Regions from separate parts of the Homo sapiens genome. Here region 2 is linked to region 1. A link is an interaction called in ENCODE POLR2A ChIA-PET data of the cell type or tissue named here. Cell type or tissue: CD4-positive, alpha-beta T cell. All regions are shown on one strand. Links, peaks and the distances in the headings refer to the core of each region. The heading gives the core; the rest is flanking DNA. Region 1 overlaps TNPO1 (transportin 1). Region 2 overlaps TNPO1-DT (TNPO1 divergent transcript).

The links. ChIA-PET counts read pairs that join two places held together with the same protein. Peaks named below come from ENCODE experiments on the same cell type or tissue, not always from the same donor. Only the 100,000 strongest peaks of a DNase experiment are listed, where the experiment ranks them.
Region 2: POLR2A ChIA-PET joins it to region 1 with 5 read pairs; 2 of 35 experiments call an interaction of 5 or more read pairs at or near these places.

The regions. Positions count from the first base shown.
Region 1 is chr5:72,846,485-72,849,399 of GRCh38, reverse strand. TNPO1 (transportin 1) reads right to left here. Exons shown (of 25, transcript NM_002270.4): 2 at 902-1,015. Among named protein-coding and RNA genes, the nearest start is that of MIR4804, 31 kb to the left of the region's middle. RefSeq lists enhancers at 212-391, 1,192-1,431 and a silencer at 502-841. In CD4-positive, alpha-beta T cell, for the core only: no CTCF peak of the experiment used is centred there; DNase peaks (open chromatin) are centred at 709 and 1,289; H3K4me3 peaks cover 1,326 bases; H3K27ac peaks cover 447 bases.
Region 2 is chr5:72,671,281-72,674,195 of GRCh38, reverse strand. All of the region lies in intron 7 of TNPO1-DT (TNPO1 divergent transcript), which reads left to right. Among named protein-coding and RNA genes, the nearest start is that of TNPO1-DT, 140 kb to the left of the region's middle. In CD4-positive, alpha-beta T cell, for the core only: no CTCF peak of the experiment used is centred there; no DNase peak of the experiment used is centred there.

The DNA of each region.
Region 1 (2,915 bases), core at 185-2,684:
TTTAGGCTTAAAACGGGGGTTAAAAGGTTATTCATGATATAGAGTGAATGTTTCCTTTACTGCATCCAGTAAGAGCTCTCCATTTGAGCACGGTTTAGGGCACTACAGAAAGCATACGTGGTAGAGTTTTGGTTCTCTTAACCTTTCCTGTCTCTAAAACCGTAGCAACAGGATCACTACACCAGCACACTCGGTAAAGACCTACATAATTGTGCAGTCAGCCTTGAGCCAAAGCTTTAAAAAGAAAATCTCACTTGGGTGACAAGGAGTTCGCAACAGGTGTTAACACCAGTAACCCCAGGGTGAGGCACAGAGACCCCTTTCCCCCACCTGTAGGTCCCCAGCCTTTTTAGGGCAAGGACGTGGAAAAACCCCCAAGACCCACACAGCTGCAGTTCAAACCCCGCGCCAGCTCCACCCATTTCTGGCCAGTCAGGCGGCGAGCTCCGCCGCGCACAGAGCGCCCTCCACCCGGCCTCCCGCTCGGCCTGCCACCCCCACCCACGGGGCGCATTGTGTGGGCCCGGGCCGCTCCCGCCCGCCCGCTCCCTACCCCCGCGGCAGGTCAGCGGCGGGCGGGGACGTGGCGGCCCGGCCCGCGCACATGTCGCGATCCCGGGCGGCGGCCGGGGGCCCCCGCCTCCTGCGCGCCGGAAGCCGGTGGCCTTGGCGGCGTGAGCCCCACGCGGCGGCGCCCCCGGCCCAGGCACCAGGGCCGCGTGCGCGAGTCGCCCGGCAGGGGCAGCGGCGGCTTCCCCCGCGCCCGGACCCAGGGAGGAGGCCGGTCTCGGAGGATGGGGGAGGGGCAGAGGCGGAGGCGACGGGAGCCCCCGGCCGCCGGGGGCTGGGCCGCAGCGCGGGGCGAGCTGCGCGGGTGGCGGCCAGGCCTCGGAAAGGATACTTGTTGCACGGTTCTCTGGATGGTGGTGTCTGGGGACTGGGACTCCTTCAACAGCTGCAGGATTTGCTGAAGCCCTTGCTCGTCAGGTTTCCACTCATACTCCATCTTGGTTTGCTGCAAATAAAGCCAGACACAGGAAGAGACGGAGCAACTGTTACTCCCGGTGCACAGGCCCAGAGGCTTCCCGCGCGCAGCTGACCCGTTCTCCCCGCCACCACAACCCCAGCGCTCCCCAAACGCCGCGGACCTGCCTGAGGTGCCCCGAAGGAAGTCACGGACAGTGAAACCCGGCGGAACTGCTCCTGGCAGCCCGGCCGCCAGCGTCTGCTGCTGCTGCCGCCGCGGCCGCCGAGCGCAAGGAGCCGACCAGACTGAGTCACCGCGAATTTGCAATCTGGCCCCAAGATCCGCTCACGGGAGCCCCCTGGGTCCTAGTGCCACGCAGTTTTCTCCAACCCAACCCATCTCTAATTCCGTCCAGATTACTACTGACTTAAGGGCTAATAAAAAGTCAAGTCCTTATCAAAACCCCTGCGAAACACCTGAAGAGATCTGTTTTGGGTATATTATTTTACATACACATGGTGAATTAACGAAAAATGATTGAAATAGGGTAAAAAGGTTGTTAATTTCCCTGACAGTTCAGCAATAATTAGAAGCAATAAAAATGTTTACATTTCAATTTGATATATAAGGCACTAAAAAGTCTAAAATATTGATGCAGTCGCAACCCAGACCTCGAAAACCATTATATGCAACATTTGCAGAACTTGACTTAAAAAAAATTGCATTTCTGCATAAACTTCAACTTTTGAACTCCTATTAAGGGAAATAAATTCCATTATGAAATAACTACATTCCAAAAGTAAGGACTTTGGGTCGAAGGAAACACAATAAAAATGATGTAATTTTACAACTGGGTAGTGTTTAATTCCATTAAAGTATTTTCACATACTACATTTTCTCATTTGATTTTCATTACAACCTAGTGAGGTATTATTTGCCTCCATGTGGCAACTAAAGCTAAAAAAGATCTGAGCAAACAACCACACTTAATCAGTGAAGACTGAGACACGAATATAGGTTTTTAAAGCTACTATGAGTTGCATCTGCTACAGTCAACTGAAGCTATTAATGACATTTTTCACTAAAACTAAATGCTTAAACAAAAACAACAAAATGTAAGTATCAAGCATGACTTATTTGTAAAAACCAAACAGTTTGATAAAGGAGAGGATTTTTAACATGAAAAGTCCCTTGCTAGTAGGGGCTTAAAAAAACTACTACCTTTCCACCTCTCTAGTTAGCTTTTTCTTTCTTTTTAAAAATGCCTTTTCCTCTCTCTTTCACTCTTATTTTTCTGCTTAATAGCCTGTAATCTGACTTTGCTCACCAAGTTCTAATGACTTCGTAAATGGCCCAATCTAATAAACTGTTCTTAAACAAAAAAAAACTCAAAACAAAATCACCACCATCTGGACATAAAATGTATTAATACTGTAGTGCTTTTATTCTAGTCTTCATTCTATGTGTTTTTATGCACATTATATTTTATAATAATGGGATTGTCCTGTTTCTTGCCTGACTTCGTATATCATTAAATATTTATTGAAAATATTTCAATAAAAAGTGAATAGTATTCCATTGTACCACTGTCATTTTTATACACTTTTATTTGATACAATATAGACACAACATTGTACAAATGATAAGCATATGATCCATAGATGGATTTTTACAAAGTGAACCCATCTGTGTAACCAACACCCAGCTCAAGATAGAGATCGCTGAGTATGAAGAGGTTTCTTTTGTGTCCAATCCCAGCCATCAACCCTTCCTAAAGTAATCCCCAGTATAATTTCTATCACTATAGATTTCTCCCCTTCCCTCTCTTAACTTCAGAAACTTTTAAAAAACTACAAATATTATAATAAATCAAACAACATGGTTGTATAAGACAAGTTAATTCAATCCTATCTCCAGGCTCCCTAGAGAACCCGTTTTAACAGTTTTA
Region 2 (2,915 bases), core at 237-2,736, 180 kb after region 1:
CACAAAAAGATAAATCTCACACGTTCCTGGTTACATGTGGGAGCTAAAAAATGTGATCACATGCAGGTAGAGAGTGGAAAGATAGATATCAGACTAGGAAGGGTGGGTGCTGGGGAGAGGGAAGGGTGAAGAGAACTGGGTTGTAGGGTATAAACATATAGTAAAATAAAAGGAATAAATTCAATGCTTGATAGTAGAGTAGGATGACTATACTTAACAAAAGTTGTCACTTGTCATCCTGGCTGTACCAGCTGAAACTTACTAACTTGCCTGCACCTCAGTTTTTTCATTTATGAGGAACTGCATCACCCCCATGAGATCTTGGAGCCCTCTTCTAGCCTGGACATTTGCTGAAGAGCACAGATTCTTTCATGAAACTGGCACCTGCAGCTGTCAGCTTTTGATTTATGGTTTAGAACACAATTTGCCCTAAGTACTTTTAAACACAGATTTTATTTTAGCTTGAGTGTTTTATAGGACTCTTGTGTAGCTACTCTACTCAAGTAGAGTCTTGTCTCACCTTGGAGATATCACTGAGACTGATATCTTGGAGAAAGCCTATGTAGAACCCTGGGGTTTGAATCCTCAGAGTCGATAGTGACATTAGAAGGGAAGGCTTGGTTTGGGGACTGCTGTTTTAATCCTCTCCCTTTCTTCCTTTCACTCTCTCTCCTTCCCCTGATTTCTGCTTGCCTACTTTCTCCCTCATTCCCTTCTTTCCACAAATAAATATTTATTGACCATTTACAATATGGTGTGGAATGCAGTGGTGAACAAAACAAATATGGTCCTAGTCTTTAAAAAGCTGACAATCTAGTGAGGGAGACAGATACTAAACAAATATAACATGTGCAGATCTGTGTCATAACATATTGGCACAAGAAATGACACATCATTTTTTAAAAAAATCAAATTAAGTTTAGCTTGCACAGATAATTATTTAGTCTAAGGGATACAAATATGTTTCTGGGTAGCCTGTTTCCCTTCCCTGGGGTTTGCAAAATCCAGGAGTTTATGAACTCCAAGGAATTAAGAAATACAGGAAACTTGAGAAAAGGCCTCTGGTCTTTAGGCCATCAACTGGCTGTGCAATGATCTCAGTCCAAGCCTCCAGTGTCCACTGGGAGGTCAGAGACTCTGCTGCTCCAGGCACCCACTCTCTTGGAGCCACATGCTATATTGATTTATGGTAATTCACTTGGAAATACTTCAGTTCGAGGAGTGTGATGTAAGTACAAACAAGTTAATCTGAACCAACACCTTGAAGTTGGTTAAGTAATAAAAGAGATGTTAGAAATAATTTTTGGGTAGGTGATATTAGTGGTATTTAAGATATCTCTTGGTTAGGAGTGATGTAGCAAGAGCTGTAGCCCTGGTAGGAATAAAATATTAAAAGCTCAAGCTTGATAATTTGAGCTGGTAGTCCTTCCTTCTCCAGTTCACAGAGGATCCTGTTGACAGTTTCTAACATTAGAAGAATCCTAACAGTCACCAAAAGGTCCCTGACCGTCACAGTCTGATCAAGTTAGCCTAGATCTCTTTCTCATATGCTTGGCCAATAGTGTTTTATATATTTATTTAAATTGACAGGTAAAAATTGTAAATGTCTGTGGTGAACAACATGATGCTTTGATATATATAAACATTGTGGAATGCCTAAGTCAAGCAATTTAACTTATGCATTGCCTTGCATACTTTCACTTTTTGTGCTGAGAATACTTAAAATCTACTCTGTTAGCAATTTTCAAATATTCAATGTACTGTTATTAACTGTAGTCACCACGATGTACAATACATCGCTTGAACTTATTCCTCCCATCAATAATGTCTTGATTGAGGTCCACAAGGCCAGAGTGCATCATGCCCATGACATAATGCCATGTAGGCTCCCCAATGGAGATGGTGCCATCTGGGAAAGGCTGTGTGGGATGAGGCATCTGTCCCCGACCCGCCTGGGACTGACCACACCTCTATTCTTTGTCACCTGCTCCTTCAGTTGCTCCCTTTTCAGATGATCTAGTTCTACATGTTTTGAGATGTAGAATTTAACACATGGTGGACTAAATCTAAAGTCTCTGTGTTCTGCCCTGGGGAAAAGGAAACCTCTCACCACCTTGTGAGGGGAGGGCTTAACACCAATCAGACTTTCTTCTTGGGCCCACTGCTGAGAAAAGACAGCCTGGGGTAATTTCTCAGTCAAGTTATTCTGCTACACAAATAATTACACAAATAACAATTTTAGTTTTAACTTTAATTTCTCTGAATTGTCTATCCACGTTGAGTTAGCTATTTTTGAAGGTCTGATAGAATCTACTTGTTAGGACTTTTCCTGAAAGACATGAGAGAAATGGCAAATGAAACCCTAGACATGAGAATTTTTTTTTGTTTCGGCATACATACACTGAAGGATTCAGGGTAAGCGTATTTCAAAGAAATCACCAATGTCCTTGAGGTAGTAATGATGATTCTAAGGAGAATAATGTAAAAAGTTGAATGTTACATGCATTTACATTGTTCTCTAAGCAATTGGTCTAGATCGGCCCTGGTGGGATATTTTGCTTTCTGAAACCATGCTCACCCACACATACATATTGCAAAGCATAACAAAATCCTTTCAAAGAAGACAAAGCATGATCTTCTGGGTTTTGCACTCCAATGAGTCTATAGTACATAGTACACAGAGATACTTTCTTTTTCTTTTGGCTATACAAACAGAAGGAATCTAGCACTTTGATGAAAATACCAGACTTCTGCTCTGCCTAGAGTGTACACATTTTCCCTGTGGATTTTTCCTCAGTTGAGATGATGAAAACATTGAACCAGAAAAAAACAAAACAAAACATCAATTTATGCTTCCATTTGATGTCCTGCAAAATGGAGACAGGCATGAGTGCAGCACTCAAACAACAAATTGA